Regions from separate parts of the Homo sapiens genome. Here region 1 is linked to region 2. Evidence: read pairs that join two places in POLR2A ChIA-PET (ENCODE). Cell type or tissue: OCI-LY7. All regions are shown on one strand. Links, peaks and the distances in the headings refer to the core of each region. The heading gives the core; the rest is flanking DNA.

Region 1 (8,841 bases), core at 498-8,497, 220 kb before region 2:
CTTTGCCTCTTGTTCACCCAAAGGCTCAGCGGGCAGGGTTGGGAGGAAGCGAGGACATAGCCAGACTGGGGAAGGTATCTAGTCCAATGTCAGCTTCGCCTGGTCCACTGGCCCCAGACCCACAGCTCTGCTTGCTCATCTCCTTCCTTGGGAATGAGCCTACTTTCATTCTAAACCAGGTATCCAGGCCAAACCCCTGAGCTTGTCCTTGCCTCTCATCCTAGTGCAAGCTCAAGCTCCACCCCAGGTCATCTAGAGAGGAAGCAGCAGAGGCTGCTGGCCCCGCTCACTCCCCATCTCATGCCTTCAGCTAGCAGACACCCCAAATACACCATCACCACTATTGTCGTCTCCTAGGTACTCACATGACCTGCTTCTCTTGCAGGTTAATGGGTGGCATGGTCCGAAGACCAGTCTTGTTTGCTGAGGTACTATCACCTGAGCAGAGCGGGTCTGGGACCAGAAGTCCATTGAGGTCCCCATTGTAGGCACTGGATGGCCGTGGGCTCTCTGCACTGGGGCCTGGGGACAAAGAGGGTCATTCTGATAAGGTTGCTCGACCTGCCCACAAGCCTCTCCCCTTTCAGAGTTTCCTTCAAGAACTATGAGGTGCTCTAGGAACACTCAACTGAGCAAAGCATGTCCATGAGGAGGAGGGCCCTGTGTTCATCTCTCGTTCCATAAACACTGATGTAGGCAGGACCAAGGATGAGCATGAGGCTCTTCTACCTGGGGGAGGGGTACAAGCCATCAAGGACCCTTTGAGGGCAGTGAATACTCAGGTCTGGGTCACTACAGAAGAACTCTGTGGACTGAGTGAGGGCATAGGAGGGGTCAGGAAAGACTTTATACAGCAGTTAGTGTGACCAGAACACACAAACACAGGAAGGATGGAGTGAAAACAAAGCTACAGAGGCATCAGGTATGATGCCGTGGCACTTAGACTCTCCCTGTGGGCCATGAGAACCATAAAGAGTTTCAAAAGGGAAGGTGATGTGGTCAGTTCTGGCCAGTGGGAAGATTACTCTAAGATAGCATGCAGAATGGTTGAGAATCTGGGTGAGAGAGATCAAGGCCTAGACCAATGTAGTGTCAGAGTTTGGAGAGAAGATGGGCTCCTAAGGCATGGAAGGGCACTGGTAAGATGTGGAAGGGGCTGCCCCACACAGAAATGGCTCAGAAGAAGCTATCTTGGGCAAGTAAACACAGAAGGCAGGGACATAAAGGAGCTGGACCAAAAGGAGAGAAACTATGGGGCAGCGTGTGGAGTAAGGAAAGACAGCATTTCAGTTCTTTGCAACTGGCTGGGTTTCAAACACTCTCATAGGCTCAGACACCATTTCCAAAATCCCCAGGTGGCAAGGAGCCTAGGGCTCCACATTCAGAACATAGCAAGTTTCCAGTCACAACAGTCTTTGAATTATTTTGGCGCGATCTCGGCTCATGGCAACCTCTACCCCCTGGGTTCAAGGGATTCTCCTGCATCAGCCTCCCAAGTAGCTGGGATTACAGCTCACCTAATTTTTATATTTTTAGTAGAGATAAGGTTTCACCATGTTAAGAAACCATGTTGGCCAGGCTGGTCTCGAACTCCTGGCCTCAAGCAATCCACCCACCTCGGCCTCCCAAAGTGCTGGGATTACAGGTGTGAGCCACCGCGCCCAGTCCTCAATAGTCTGAGTTCTGACCTGGTCGTCCAGTGAGAGGAGACAAGAAAGAGCTGCTTGGCAAACAAGGGAATCAAGTGCCAATCAATAAACAAAGTAGTTATAAGGAAAGCCTCCAGGCCACTTCATTCAGATCAGAGCCACTTTAGCTGCTCAGGGACAAGCTGACAACTCTCCCTTCCATGAAGGGTACCATGAGGACAACCAAAAAGCAGGCTCAGGCTGTACATGGTTGGCCATGCCAGGCTCTACCAAATCTCTGCGGAGTCTAGTCTACAAAGCAGCTGAGCAGCAGGAGAGGTCCACGCCCAACTCATGAGTAAAGAGGGCACACACTCCAGGCCTGGGACAAAGGGCCGAGTGGTCTCAGGCAGCAGATGGATTTTCTGAAAGTAGGGGTTAGTTGAATCCACCCCTAGTGAGCACCAGTGCCTGCTTCCAGAAGCAGCCAGTCTGGGCCTCCCAGCAGGTGTAAGAACAAGATCTGAGGAAACACAATTCTCCACTGTACGCCCACACCATCATCACCGGCCACTTCAGAGATCCCTAAACCTGTCAGTAAACTAGTGCCTGCACACGTGCTATTTCCTCTTCCTAATAGGTGGCTTCTCCATAGGTGCCTTGGGTGCCTTTCCTGACACCCAAGCCCCTGTTCACATTACAAGACCTAGCCCAGTCTCCCCTCTCAGACCTGCACTCTGCACTCACCAGCCTCCACCCTTCCCACGCCCATCACAGTATCGAGACACTCCTTTCTTTCAATGACAACAGTATATTACAACCCTGTTAGCTGTGTCTTGGGGAATCTTTGGGGGCAAGACTAGTTCTGAGGTATCATTAAGAGCCAAAGCGAAATATGAATGAATGGGAACCAATTAGGGCTTGCAGATATTTGTAGCATAATTCAGTCAGGGTGGTGCGGTCTGTGATTTGCCTTCATCCCAGAAAGAACACGGAATTGAGACTGGACACCTTCCTCCTGGAAATCAGTTTCAGAACGGGAGGCCTGGAGTCTTTATTCCAGAGAGAAGGGCAAGTTATGGAGGGGGACCGGCAGCTCTTCAGCATCGCGCTTAAGCCTGGGCCCAGAATTCCATATACGGAGCCCAGACCAGGCCTCTGAACCATGGAGAAAGGGAAGAGGAGCTAGGCCAGTCCCAGGAACACTAGAGACCTCGGGGCCAGGAAACCAGAGGGCCCCAGCGGATTCAGAGAAGGCGCCTCACCTTCAACCGAGACGCTGAAGGACAAGGCAGAACAGCCTGAGGACAAGATAGGGAGGGGTCACACCCAGGGGTCTGCGCCCTTCGAGGGGCACAGTCAATCCCCGTCCACCCTTACCCGCCGGGAGGATCCAGAGCTAGTCCTAAGGGAGCTGTGGGCCCCAATGGCGGTTCAGACGCGCGCCGCCCTTTTGTCAGCTCGCCTGGGGCCCACCCCCGCAACCCCCGCTCACCGCCCGCGGGCCGGTCCAGCTTGAGGATGTCCCGCAGGTGCTGCGTGGCGTCCTCGATGTCGATGCTCGCGCAGGAGGCCATGGGCCCTGCGGCGGGCGCCCCGCCCGCACCGCGTTCGTTCCGCCGCCGCCGCGCACCACGCACCCTCGCTCACCCGCCACGGGGCGAGACAGCGGGACGCCGGTCACTACACAGTCCACCCGCAGTTCGCAAACCGCCACCCGCGCAGCGTCGCTGAGCCCCGCCAACCCCACCAACCGCCTCCACTTCCGGCACCCACGAGCCGAGGCTCCCGGAACCTGCCAGGGCCGGAGAAGAAAGGTTCCGGGCTGGGGGCGGAAGCCTAAACCCCTCCCGCAGCCAGTCCCCCTCGGCGGCCCCGCCCCTGTGTCCGCGAGGTCAGGAAAGTCCCACGGGGCTGAAGTAAGCGTCCACGCACTGGGCCACCTAAAGCCCTACTCGACTCAGAAGGCGCCAGGTCCCTGCCCACTCCCAGAGCATGGACTCCGATGGTCCTGGGACGGGGTCAACTTAGCCGCCCATGCTAAGGTCCCTCAGACCCCCAGAATATGCTGAATTGGCAGGTGCCTCAGGTTCCCTTTGGGAATGGGTCGGAATAACTCAAGGCCTGAGGCTACCCTCGAGGTCATAAAACTCAGGAATTGCAAGAGCAGGGGAGATGATCCCACTACAATGACCAGTCATTGTTCCCTACTGTCCCCCAGCATCCCCTTGTCCCACCTGGCACCCTCAGGTTGGAAGAAAGAAACCACAGTTTACAAATTCTTCTTTATTGCAGACAGTTCAGGCACAGGTACATGGAAGAAGCCGTATTGCAGATTTTACACAAGGTGGTTTGAGGCAGCAGGCACCTACCTCTTCCCCACCCCCACTTCCCCAAATACACATCAGCCTAGAGATCATTCCCACTGAAATCTCCTGAGCATGCTGTCCTCTCAAACAGCACACCATCCAGCCCTGTGCCCAATGTCACCAGGCAATCTGTGGGATCTGAGGAGGTCCTTAGCCTCCACCCGTAGTGGGACAGGGGAAGGGTATCCTTTTACATGTCAGATTTAGCTGTGGTGTCCTTACCAATCCTAAAACCCTTAACAGGGCACTGACCCAAATCTTGGGTTTGGTTCTAGCCTATGGTTGCTACATTGCCACTAGGTTTATACCATCCAGAAGTCTGTGGGACAAGGGGCTAGATTTGTACTGGGCAAGGCCTTTGTCCCCAAAATGGAGAAGCAGAAACTGCCCTAATAGCTAAGACTCCCCGGAATTGGAAGATAGCATGAAGTCTGTATGCTGAGGAAGGAAGTGGAGAGAGGCCTGGCAATGTCCTGCAGCAGTCTGAGGGGTGAGGACTCCTAAAGCATGAGTCCCTCACAGACTGCCTCCTTCCACAGCTCCTGACCTATACTCCAACACAACTGGGCCTGGCTCTGTGGGCAGTGGAGGCTGGCTCTTCGGGTTACCTGCCTTTGGGTAAAGATATCCAAAGCAGATGGGACAGGAGCTGAGCTGCCCTCTGCCTGGCTTGGTGTATGTGGGGCATCCTGGATATGATCCTGATCCTTCTGGGGATAGAGCAGGCCCCTCCCTTGATACTGCTGACAACTCAGCCCGGAGGGCCTGAACGTGATGAGCCATTTTGCCAAGGCCTCTCCAGCTTCAACAGGATTCAGGATCATCTCTCCTGCTACTAGGGCCCTGAACCTACCCAGAGCAGAAGTCACAGGAGGTATCAGAACTGACTGCACAGGCTTCAGTGAGAGAAGCTTCAGGCCAGACCTGAGCTCTTCCTGCCTGCTTTCCAAAGACCAGTCGCCCTGTGGAGTGGGAGAGAACTGCCCTACACGGCTTCTGAGAGGCTAGCTGGGAGTGCTGCTTCAGCAGTTTCTCCCTGCAACAGGTATTCAGAGTTGGGGCAGAAGTGGGAGGGTGAAACATGAGAGAGACAACGGGTCTGGGTAGCTTCTGATGCCCAGCCAACTAGTAAACTAATTAAAACAATTTAAACTGTTAAGAAAATTTTTGTGGTTTTATTGTATCATGAGGCATTGAAACATCTGAACAAATCAATGTCTGGGCGGTGAGGCAGCTGCTTTCTCCTTCACTTCTTTGGGTTACTAGAGCAACTTGTCAGTAGATTAAAAAAAAAAAAAAAAAAAAAAGGACAACCTTTTGCATTACTTAAGTCTTTCCAAGGCATGCGCTGGTACAACACAAACTTCTCCCGTCAGATGCAACTAGTCTAGCATCCAAACATCATGCACAACACCTCAGTGGCAGCAGCGCACTGCGCCCACTCCCACCGCGGCCCTGCTCATTTGTGCATGATATTTGGAGCATCTGGAGGAGTGGGAATAGTATTGGGAAGAGGAGGGAGGAGGAAACAGCGTGAGTGCCTAGCTGAGAGGAGGTCAGCCAAAGTTGTGCAGGGCGAGCCTGAACATGTCATTGGTGCAAACCCAAGCATCGTTGATGTTCTTTAATAGGAACATCTGGTGGAACCCCATGATGGGGTCTTCATCCGCCTATGAGGAGAGAAAAGAGGATTCAGTAAGGGGATCAAGAAACAGGAAGGGAATTCAGTGGTAGGAGAAGAGGGCAAAAAAATGTTGACTTTAGGATCAGGCCCTACTGTCCTGAACTCAAATCCCAGTGTAGCCAAGGGGTACTTGTGAATGTGAATTGATGTAATGTATGAAACAATGCCCTGGGCACATGTAGGCCAACAATCAGCCACGCCTATGTGTGCTATGTGTGCTTAAACTGCACAATAATTCACCCTTAGCTACAGCAAAAGAGCAGAGGATGTACCTGCCTCCAAGCACATATCTCCAGACACAAGTGATCACAATTTTGAAACGAATCCCATAGTATTTACCAAGTAACTTATAGAGTATCAAAAAAACTGCAAACAATCTTGAAAACATAGGTTCACTATCCAATGATGTTTCCTGTCATGTAATAAACAGTATTTGAGATGAAAAAAAAGGGCAAGAAACCTGCAGCCAAACTGCAGAAAACTAGGATGAGACCTAGTTGAAATAGGAGCCTAGCTAACCAGCACTGTCTCTAACATCACCTGCTTTCTGGGAATTATCGTCATCAAGGAGGCAAATCAGTTGTTTGGGAGCTCCAAATTGGACAGAATCACCAGGAAGAACCTGAAGCCGGTGGGAAGCAGCAGTGTTTACTACCTTTGCCTGAGAAAGTGAACAATGAGCTCCCTACAGAGACCTCCTGAATTCTGTGCCTCTTCAGGCACAGGCACTGAGCAGGACATCCTGAACAGGCAGGAGAAACTGACAGGAAAGTCCAGGCCAGAAAGCAGGTGCCTCTGCGTCCACTGCAGAGGCCCACAGGACCACCTACACACCCACTCTGGACTCAGGAAGCCCTGTCCCGGCTAGCCTAGAGAAAGAGAGCATGTGACCATGTTATTGTAAGACACAAGCCCAGGCCGAGGGGCAGCCAATTTGTCCTGCTATTTTTGGGAAGAAGGGTGTTTTTGTAAACAGAATCTGGCTTTATTTATTTATTTAGAGACAGAGTTTCACTCTTGTTGCCCAGGCTAGAGTGCAATGGTGCAATCTCAGCTCACCGCAACCTCTGCCTCCCAGGTTCAAGCGATTCTCCTGCCGCAGCCTCCCGTGTAGATGGGATTACAGGCATGTGCCACCATGCCTGGCTAATTTTGTATTTTTAGTAGAGACAGGGTTTCTCCATGTTGGTCAGGCTGGTCTCAAACTCCTGACCTCAGGTAATCTGCCTGCCTCGGCCTCCCAAAGTGCTGGGATTACAGGCGTGAGCCACCGCGCCCAGCCCAGAATCTGACTTTAATATGCTGAAGCACAACAGGTCCTTGGAGAGTTCTTGGGGGGTCTGAGGGACCACAGGAAGTCTCTGAGAATAATAGGTCTTGAGAAGGAGGAAGGAAAATGCAAAGAGAAATAGGTGGCTCACGCCTATAATCCCAGCACTTTGGGAGGCCGAGGCAGGTGGATCACCTGAGGTCAGGAGTTCAAGACCAGCCTGGCCAACATAGTGAAACCCTGTCTCTACTAAAAATACAAAAAATTATCTGGGTGTGGTGGCGGGCAGCTGTAATCCCAGCTACTTGGGAAGCTGAGGCTGGAGAATTGCTTGAACTCGGAAGGCAGAAGTGTAGTGAGCTGAGATTGTGCCACTGCATTCCAGCCTAAGCAACAAGAGTGAGACTCCGTCTCAAAAAAAAAAAAAAAAAGAAATAGGAGTTCCAGGAATCTGCTTTGCTCAGCAGGCAAGGAGCCAGCAGCCAGCCTGAGGAGTGGTAGCAAGGGCTGCAGGAGTGGACTGCCTCTCCGCACCCAGCTAGCCTGTCCACCTTGACCTTAGGGCAGAGTGGGAGCCTAGTGGCTTGGCACCCCAGTCCCATCCTACTCCTATACTTCTCCCTTTTCCAGATAAAGGCTCTAGACCAGTGTCTGCCAATAGGACTTTCTACAGTCACAAAAATGTTCTATATGGCTAGTACAACCGAAGAAGTACATTTTATTTAATCTTAATTAATATAACTTAAAAATTGCCACCTACATGTGGCTAATGGCTAGCATACTGAACTACGCAGCTCTAGACAGTCACTTTGTCTGGGTGTCCCTAGATAAGCAGGTCACATCCACAGGGAAAGCAGGGGTACAAGACTCTCCTCTGCCTGCCCACCCCTCCCTACCACTGTGGCAGTACCATTACCTTAAGCTGGCCCACAACCATGCTGATGATGCAGCTATCTGGAGTGGGCTGATGGTCCTGCGCGGTGATGCTGTGCTGAATTTTCTGGAACGGAAGGCTCTACAAGAGAGAGAGTGGGAGGTGGGAGAACCAAGGCCAGAAGGGGTGGGAAAGGAGCCACCTGCACCCTGGCTTTCTTCCCTACTTACAGACAACTTCTCCACAATGGCAGCTTTCCCCTGGAACTGTTGTCCTTCCCACGTAAGGCATGACGCGTCAATCTGAAAAAGGCACAGGAAACCCCAGGGTTGGGGCCTCAGAGTACAAGTATCTCTAAGGCCCTGGAAAGACTCTGAAAAGGGCCTTGCTTGGAGAAGTGTGGCCACACTTCAGTTTCCCTGTCTAAAGAAGGAGACTGAGTATAGCCCCCAAACATTACACTATCAACATCTTCTACCCCATTGACCCTGGGCCCAGGCTTTGAAAGACTATTTAATAAAATATACTTCCCATTTGTATTTAAGAAGTCATATGGTCTCTGATATGCATAGGCCCAGGAGGGCTATATTGGCCTGAGCTCAGCCATCCTGCTGTGTGGTCAGTCAGTGTCAGTCCCAAAAGGTCATCAGAAATGTGGCCAGGCACGGTGGCTCACGCCTGTAATCCCAGAACTTTGGGAAGCCAAGGCGGGAAGATCACGAGGTCAGGACATCGAGACCAGCCTGACCAACATGGTGAAACCCCAACTCTACTAAAAATGCAAAAATTATCCAGGCATGGTGGCGCACGCCTGTAATCCCAGCTACTTAGGAGGCTGAGGCAGGAGAATTGCTTGAACCCAGGAGGCGGCGGTTTGTAGCGAGCCGAAATCGCACCACTGCACTCCAGCCTGGGTGACAGAGCAAGACTCCATCTCAAAAAAAAAGTCATCAGAAATAACTTGGAAAAATTCCACATTCATCACCCTCCAGGGCCGAGGCTAAGTTCCACTGTGG
Region 2 (8,000 bases), core at 1-8,000:
TAGAGACAGGGTTTCACCATGTTGGCCAGGTTGGTCTCTTAACTCCTGACCTCAGGTAATCCACCTGCCTCAGCCTCCCAAAGTGTCGGGATTACAGGCGTGAGCCATGGCGCCTGGCCCAGGCCTCAGATTTCTATTAGACCTGCAGAGAAAAGACTTTCTCAGGTCCAAAGAGGAGATGCTGGTGGCCTGTGCCTGGGTCAAAGCCAAGAGGGAAGAAAGGTCGAATCTGTAACCATTTCGAGGAGAATGGAGTAGAACTGACAATTAGACCTATCTGTCATGAGTCTCCTCCATCTTGGTCACTTATGTCACCCACAGCATGCCATCTGCCCTCTCACTTCATGCTCAGGTCCCCTCAACTCACTTGCTTCCTCTTGCCTTCGGCACCCCCGCTGCCTCGGCTGACGCCTATCCTCTGCAGCATTACTTGTACCCGCTGTTCAAAGGATGGAGCCAGTTCTGTTTCTCCCCGCTCCAGGGGCCGCCGCTAGGGACAGAGATGCTCGAGTTGGAGACAGTCCGCGCCCTGGGTCCCAGAAGCGCCTTCACCACCCCCCATCAGCAAGCCTCACCTTGTCGGGTCTGGCACCCAGCGTTGCCTCCTCCTCGGCAGGCAGCAGTATCATCGAGTAGGCCTTGCTATCTCTTGTGTAGCGAGGTCGGCTCCTGCCGGCAGGGTCAGGGCTGCTGGTGTCCCCCTCAGCCCCACCAAGCTCCTCACCACGGCTGGGACGGGTTGGCGGCCGCAGTAGGTCGCCAAATGTAGTTTTTCGGGTTCGGGGAGCTGCCCCAGGGCTGGTCTCTAGATCAGTCCGTGGACCCCGCGTTGAACGAGGCTTCTTGAAGGCAAAGAGGGTGCCCAGCTTCTTTCGCAGTGTACGGGGGACAGGAGTGGCGCCCCCCTCAGTGGCCGGGTCCTCCTCGGGGGCCCAGCTGTGGGGACACCCAGCAGTGAGCGAGAAAGCCCATCAGGCATCCCACCCTCTCCCACCCCCAGCAGATGCCCCTCACTCACAGGCGATCCTGCTGGATCAGCCTTTTGGAGAAGAATTCCTCCACGCCCTCGTCCACGCGGGCACTGAGCCCATTCCCTTCCTGCGGCAAGGCTGGGGGTACCTGGGGGGCATCATGGGGTCAGGGGTCAGGGTTGAGTGCAACTCTGGCTTCTACCCCCCCCCCCCCCCGGCCGGCAGCCTGGACTGAATAACTCCAGGATTCCAGACTGGGGTGACCCTAGGGGCTGCTGATACCAGCCTCCTACTGTCCTGCTGCTGGACAGAGACTCCAGATTTCACGCACTCCTCACTCGCTGCTGGCTCCCGCACACCCAGTCCACACCCGTCCTTGTCCCACAGAGTATCCTACACGCCCGAGCCACCCGGTCACCAGCAAACCTAGCCCTCACGTGCCCCCGGGGTCACCCGTTCCCACTTGCCACCAGCTCTGCTCCGAACAGTTCCCTGCAGTGTCCCCCACCCCACCCCCACTCCACCCGGCCTGCTGCCGGCTCAGTGGCGCCGGCTGCTGCGTCAGACCCTCTGGGGGGCCTCAAGCCGGCTCCTCCCCGCCCTCCGCCAGTGCCCGCTGCCCCCGCGGGCTTGCAGCCCACACACGCATCTCCCCACACGCGCCGCCGCCGGACGCGCAGCAGACGCAGGCTTGGCCCCGCGGCTCGGCTACCCGGCTGCCCGGCATCTCTCAGCAGCCCCGGGGGAGGGAGGGAGGACGGACACCCTCTCTCGCGCAGCCACGGAGGCCGCGGGCCGCCCCGAGACGGAGTCCCACACCCAGGCACACCCCGAACGGAACCCGCACACCCATGGTCCCGCACAGGCATGGCCTGGGGTGGGGGGTGGTCAGGAAGAAGCCAGGATGTGACCGCGGCCGCACGACCAGGTGGCCTTGGGCCCCCACCACCCCCTCTCCTTGACCGCTACCACCCATGAGGAGCGGCCGGGCCACCCGTGATCCCCAATTCCACGCGCTCCGGAGTGGGGGAAGGGTGCTCACCTGGGGGCCCCCCGGCGGCGGGCGGTGGTGGTGCTGGCGGCGCGGCCGCGGCCGGGCCCGGGTCGGATGGCGCAGGGGCTGCCCCGCCAGTGGCAGGTCCATGCGGGGCAGCGGGCCGGCCGGGGGCCCAGGGGCGGCAGGGCTCGGAGAGCCGCGCGCGGACGGCCCCGCCTGCGGCTCTGCATCTTCTCCCGGAGCCGCCAGCTCGGGCTCCGGCTCCGCTTCCTCAGCAGCACCTGAGGGGACAGCACCAGAAGAGCACCGAGCGCCGAGCCCGGGGAGGTGGCGGCGGAGGCGCTAGGGCGGCGGGGGACCCGCCCAGGGCGCGGGGAGGGGCCCGGCTACGCCGCCCGTCCCCCCGCCCCTCTGCCCCTCCGCCCCTCCCCCGCCGCCGCCGCTGTCCGTGGTGCTGAGCGCGGCCCCGAGCGCGCGCGGCTCCGCGCCGCCGCCCAGCATGCGCGTCCCTGGGGTAGGGAAAGGGGCGCGGGGAGGCGAGCTGAGCCGGTGTCCTGTCCCAGATCCGCCCAGGTCCCGCCCCGGGCTGACCACAGCAGACCCCAGCTTTGCAGGTTGCACAAGGGGCCCGACCTGGCCCAGTCAAGGGCTGGTGGGTACCCAGACAAGGCTGAATGAGTTCATCCAGGTCCCCGGGTCCCCAAGTCTAATGGAGCTTCAGCCCACCCACGTAAACTCCCTCCCCCAAGGCCCTGACTTACTGTGAATGAAGGGGACCAGGTGAAGACCGTGGCTGAGCTCAGGCCATTTCTGTGGAGGACTGTCATCCTGGTGGGGAGGGCACAAACTCAGCCTGGGGTAGGAGAGCACCAACCCAAAAGAGCTGCCTTTCACCTTCCACACTCCACAGCAAGATGGGAAGACTGGGAGTGCCATGCCCCGTGTTCTAAAACCACTTACCTTCTCCTTCTCCTCTTCCTTCTCCTCGGGGAAGAAAAGACCTTCCAATTCCCCAGGCTCAAGGAGGCTGGGCTCACCTCCATCCGGTGCTGGTAGGGCAGGGGGCATTGTCACTGTTGCCTGCTGAGCCAGACTCTCCACCTGCAATACCAAGCAGCCAAAGATGGCAGGTAGGGCCTCAGCCATGATCCCATTGATGCTAACTAAGGGGACCCTGAAATAGCCCTGGGCTACATGACCCCAGAAGACATTACAGAGCCCCTGCAAGGGAGATGGCCAAGTCACTGCATGTGTGTGTTTGCACGAAAGTGTGTGCACATCTCCCCCTCACCAGCTGATCCCGGGCTGCACTCAGGCCTGCCAAAGCCTGAGCCACAATGCTCTCTGCCAAGGTCCCCGTGATTGATAGCCGCATGTCCCTAAGGGCAGGAGAGGACAGGGGTTAATGGGCTGGCTTTGCTCAGCCTTGCCCAGCCCAGCCCCATCCAGCCTACCTGAGCCTAGTGAAGGCATCTTGCAGCAGCTGCTCTGGGAGCAGCTCCGGGAGGCCCCTCGAGCCTGCCAGGACCCCCTCTAGCTGCTCCCTCCAGCTGGATCCCTGCAGCATCTGTGGGCAGAGGCTCCTTGCTGTGTCCAGTGTGGCCTGAGTGAAGTCCTAGACAAAGGTCAGTCAGAGCATGGTGAGGATGTGGCCAGACACCAGGCTGCTGGCTTGAGGCTCCAACTCCAACAGAATATTGAGTCAGGGGATATCACAGTTAAAACTAAAGGATGGGAGTCAAACCTGCAAACGGAGGTGGGGTTGGGGCAGGAGTACCCTCTCACCTGGATGTCCTGGCGGCAGACCTCGCCCACCTGTCTCAGAAGGCCCTCCAGCTTCTGCCCAAGCTGCCAGTGATGGCTTGGGGAGCTTCCAGCTTCATATAGAATGGGGAGAATCTGAGGGCCAAAGAGGAAAAGCAGTTGCGAGCTGACACCTGACTAAGAGGGGAAGGGTCCTTGTAGCAGGAGGGGGAGTGCTCACGCTGAGAGAGAAGTTGGCATTTTGGATGGCATCCTCGGCCTGGCGCACAGCGGCTTCACCCTGGGGCCCAGCCCCACAGCCCAGCAGCTCCACATGCTCCTGCACCGACTGACACAATTCATTCACTTCCTGGGGCGAAATGGGGATCAGTCTCAGCCTAGCCCCCTCCCAGTCTCCCAGATCCTGCCTGCCTTCCTCCCAGGCTCTTTAACAGAGGGAGGTCCTGAAGCTGACACCCTTAGACCAGCCACTTTGGAACCCTATCTGTTCAAGGAGGGAAGGAACTATCTGTTGCTTTGGTTCATTTTAAGGACTTTATATACACTTCCTAAGTGCCCAGAATAGGAAGGAAAGGAGTTGTAAATCATGTCTGTGTTTTAGAAGCTCAGTCTGTCCACACAGAGGATAGACTGAGAGAGGGGTAGAAAAGGGAGTGAGTAGCCCTGGAGGAGGGACCAGGAGGAGCAAGGGATAATTGGTGTGGGGGTAAGGAGTGGCATGTATGAAGGTTGGTCTAGAGGCAGGACGAAGGAGGCCTATGAGGGCTCCAGTGTGACCAGGAGAGACCTGGAAGGGTGCCCCAACCTCTGTCCACAGCACTGGGTGGCTGTGGGCACCAGTGGGATTGGGCTCCAGGGTAGACAACAGGGTTTGTGAGCGACGATGACATCACTTGGAGAAGTGCAGAGCATGAAGCCCAGCAGGATGTCTGGATTAAGACCTTTGGGCTCTGAAGCTTAGGAAAGAAGAGGTATTTGGGAATGGAGAGGTAGAAACATCTCCAACAGATAAGGTAGTGGAGGGAGATGAAGACAGTGAAGGAGCAGCTGGGTTTGGGCACACAATGGAGAGGGGAGGGGAGTCACGTATATGTGAGGACAGAGATGGGGCTACAATTGGGGGAAAATTGAGGAAGGACATAAAAATTCCTCTCTAACAGGACAGCCTGTTTACAGGCTTAACGTTAGGCAGCCAAGGGTGTTATTTGGAGAGCTATTTAAGGGGTGTTTAGCCGCCTCCAGATCAAGGAGAGGGACTTTGTGTGGGACAGCAGGGCTCAGGCACCCTGGCCCCAGGAAAGTCAGACCCTCTGACTCATGGAGGCTCCCGGATGCCACAGGTCTCCTCATGCCCTACCTCTCGTGGTTGGGGAGGGGACATTGACCTGCTCTGAGGGGTCTGAGACCAGACCAAGTGGCTGAAGGCGGGTCGTGTGGTCAGAAGAGGCAGGGTCTGCGCGGTTGTTCCTCAAGAGACAGGCTTGGATCTAGGGGCAAGGGGTATTGAGAAATGCCGAGGGACGGAGTTACCGTGCAGAGAAGGGCAAGGGAAGAGGGGGACGCCCACCTGATGGACTGCACGTGCTGTCAGTTCCGGGCGGCTGCGCTGCGCCTGGGCCACGTCGTTCAGTGGCAGAGGCATGGCCTTCAGGCTGTGGTTCTGCTCCAGCGCCTGCGCCACGTCCAGCAGACCCAAAGCAGATGTGTGGTTCCGGTCCCAGACCACAGACCTGGGCCGGGCCTGGCTTCAGTCGGGGACGGAGCTTCCCAACGCCCCACCCAACCCTCGGCCTAGTCCATTCGCCTCGTCAGCCTGCTCCATTTGCTCCGCCTCATTCAGTCCCTCCCCTTAGCCCGGTGCCCTCCTCTCCACCGCGCCCCCTGCCCGCTGGTCCCACCCCTCTGACCCCGCCCACCGGAGCCTCGAGTTGACCCGCAGCGCCTTGGCCAGCAACTTGGCGCCCGCGTCCCCCATGGCGTTGCCGCTGATATCCAGCGCGGTCAGGTTAGGATTGGTGGCTAGGGCCCGGAGTAGGACGCTGGCACCCAGCTTCAGCCGAGACTCAGCCACCGACAGAGACTGAAGAGGCTGGGGTTAAGAGAAAGCCATTGATGGCTGGAGTCAGGGGTCAGTGAGGGCAGGTCACAGGGTCTGAGGGAACAAGAGAAAGGAGGACCAAAGTGGTCTAATTGCCCGAGGCCCTGCAAGGTCCCGTGAACTCACACAATCGTCGTCCTGCATGAGCTGGACAATCCGGTGCAGGACGTCGTCCAGGGTCTCCCTGTGGGCAGGGGCCGCAGTTGTGGGGGACAGGGGTGGTGGGGTGTTGTCTGGGAGGCCCAGGAGTAGGGTGGGGGCTCACTTGCACCGGACGTTGAAGTTCCTTCCAAGCGCCACATGTCTCAGGGACCGGCTTCTCCCGATGGCCAGCACCAGAGTCACCATGTCTGAGCCGAAGCCTGGGGGTGACTCGGGTCACGCACGAGGCGAAGTTGCAAGGGTAGGGTGGGGATTGGGAATCGAGTGGATGATGCGAGGATGGGCTCTCCTGCAGCCTCACCGTTATCCGCCAGATCCAGGGAGCTCACAGCGCCTGCGTCGCACACTAAGTCTTGTATCACCTGGGCGCCGGCCGAGCGCAGCTGTATGTGGGAGGTGGGAGGTGGGAAGTGGGACCCACTTAGGCCGCGAGTGGGGAGGGGCAGGCGGCCCACGGCCCTGCCCTTCCGCCTCCCAGCGCCTCTCCCAATGTGTGGTCTCTTCTGGGGGCCGGCGCTCACCTCGCAAGCGCTGAGGTCCAGGTGCAGGTCGCGGAGGTGCGTGTTGAGCGCGAGGCCATCCAAAAGGGCTCTGGGAGAGGACGTTACACGGGGTGGCGGGAGCTGGGACAGGGGGCTCCAGGGTGCGAACGAAGGAGGCAGGGCCAGGATCTGGGGGAGGTTGTGGGAGCGACAGAAGCAGGAGCGGGGAGGGGCGAAGGCCAGGGCAGGGTGGGAGCGCCCGCGGGGGCGTGGCCGGGGTCCGACACTGACCTGAGCGCGTCGGGCGGCAGCTTGCAGCCCGCCAGGCCCAGGTGCCGCAGCGTCCGCGCGCGGCTGAGGAAGAGCTGCAGCGCGGCCGGCGCGGCGCGGGACTTCCTGGGGGAAGTGGGAAGGTGGGCCTGGGGCCGCAAGGAGGCGGCTTCCAGCAGCCTCCCCCGGCCCCGACAGGTCCCCCTTACGTGCGGGAGAAGACGTTCCTCGAAGCGTCGAGGTGGGTAAGGCTGGTGCAGCAGCCTCGGGATACCGCTGCGAAGAGCTGCGGGGGGAGGCTGTTGGCTACACCCGCGGGGGGACCGAGCCCTCCCCGTCCCGCCCTCCAGTCCGCCCTGCCGGTCATCCATCCCCCCACGGAGCACCCCCTCACAGTGTCCAGGGCAGTGTCGGTGCCTGCGAGATTCAGGAACGACAGTACGTTAGGACGGCTCAGGAAGCTATAGAGGCCCTGGAGGGAGGACAGGGGTGCGATGGAGTGGGGGATCGCCTACCCAGGGCTTATGAGCAACCCCAAGCTCCCACCCTGAAGACAGCCACTCACCCCACTGTCCTCGGAGGCCCCCAGCGCCCCAGGATTCCCAGAAAGGTCCAGGTGGGTCAGGGTGGAGTCGAAGGCGGCATTGGTGGCCAGTGCCCGGCCCAGAGCCCTCATTCCTGGTGGTGGGTCGGGGTCACTCAGCAGTTGGACAGACCCCCACCCCCCTCCCCTCACCCCCTCCCTCATCCAGCCTACCTCGCGGTGTCAACCCTGTCTGGGCCAGGCTGAGTCTCCTCAGGGCTCCTGGACAACGCTCGAGGTGTCTGCTGAGTGCAGTCATGCCTTGGGGGGTGGGAACAGCCACGTGGGTCTCACCTCCTCCTGCTGCCCACCCCTGCGGTCCCCAGGCTCAGTCATACCTCGGTCATCCAGCAGGTTCCCCGCGAGGCTGAGCTCCCGCAGCCCAGAGCTTGAGTGTCCCGCCAGCGCCTGGGCCAGTCGTCGGACAAAGTCTCTGGGGACCAGACCCCAGGCATGAGATTCTGCCCCTGGTTTGCCAACCCCTCCCAGGCCACTAGCCCCCAGTCCCAAGCCTCCAGACTCTCCTCTCCAAGCCCTGCCCTGTCCCCCTCACCCCCTCAGGCTGCAGGTCTCCAGCACCAGCTCCTCCAGGTGTGATGACTGACTCATCATGTGCAGAATCTGTTCTGAGACCTCAAGGCTCTGAGAAGCAGAGGGCGGCGGCTCACGGGCT

The links. Peaks named below come from ENCODE experiments on the same cell type or tissue, not always from the same donor. Only the 100,000 strongest peaks of a DNase experiment are listed, where the experiment ranks them.
Region 1: POLR2A ChIA-PET joins it to region 2 with 14 read pairs; 4 of 35 experiments call an interaction of 5 or more read pairs at or near these places.

The regions. Positions count from the first base shown.
Region 1 is chr16:67,867,626-67,876,466 of GRCh38, reverse strand. NUTF2 (nuclear transport factor 2) reads right to left here. Exons shown (of 5, transcript NM_005796.3): 3 at 8,056-8,127; 4 at 7,868-7,966; 5 at 3,900-5,667. The coding sequence ends at 5,554. It overlaps EDC4 (enhancer of mRNA decapping 4), which reads right to left and starts at 3,415. Exons shown (of 29, transcript NM_014329.5): 1 at 3,124-3,415; 2 at 366-522. The coding sequence starts at 3,205. RefSeq lists an enhancer at 2,699-3,199 and a silencer at 3,093-3,302. In OCI-LY7, for the core only: no CTCF peak of the experiment used is centred there; a DNase peak (open chromatin) is centred at 3,426; H3K4me3 peaks cover 2,319 bases; H3K27ac peaks cover 1,782 bases.
Region 2 is chr16:67,647,268-67,655,267 of GRCh38, reverse strand. It overlaps CARMIL2 (capping protein regulator and myosin 1 linker 2), which reads right to left. Exons shown (of 38, transcript NM_001013838.3): 10 at 7,881-7,969; 11 at 7,666-7,760; 12 at 7,502-7,588; 13 at 7,310-7,422; 14 at 6,954-7,216; 15 at 6,766-6,870; 16 at 6,514-6,583; 17 at 6,294-6,375; 18 at 6,096-6,192; 19 at 5,957-6,014; 20 at 5,649-5,821; 21 at 5,300-5,462; 22 at 5,118-5,219; 23 at 3,953-4,081; 9 more. Among named protein-coding and RNA genes, the nearest start is that of CARMIL2, 6.1 kb to the right of the region's middle. RefSeq lists an enhancer at 1,278-1,810. In OCI-LY7, for the core only: no CTCF peak of the experiment used is centred there; no DNase peak of the experiment used is centred there.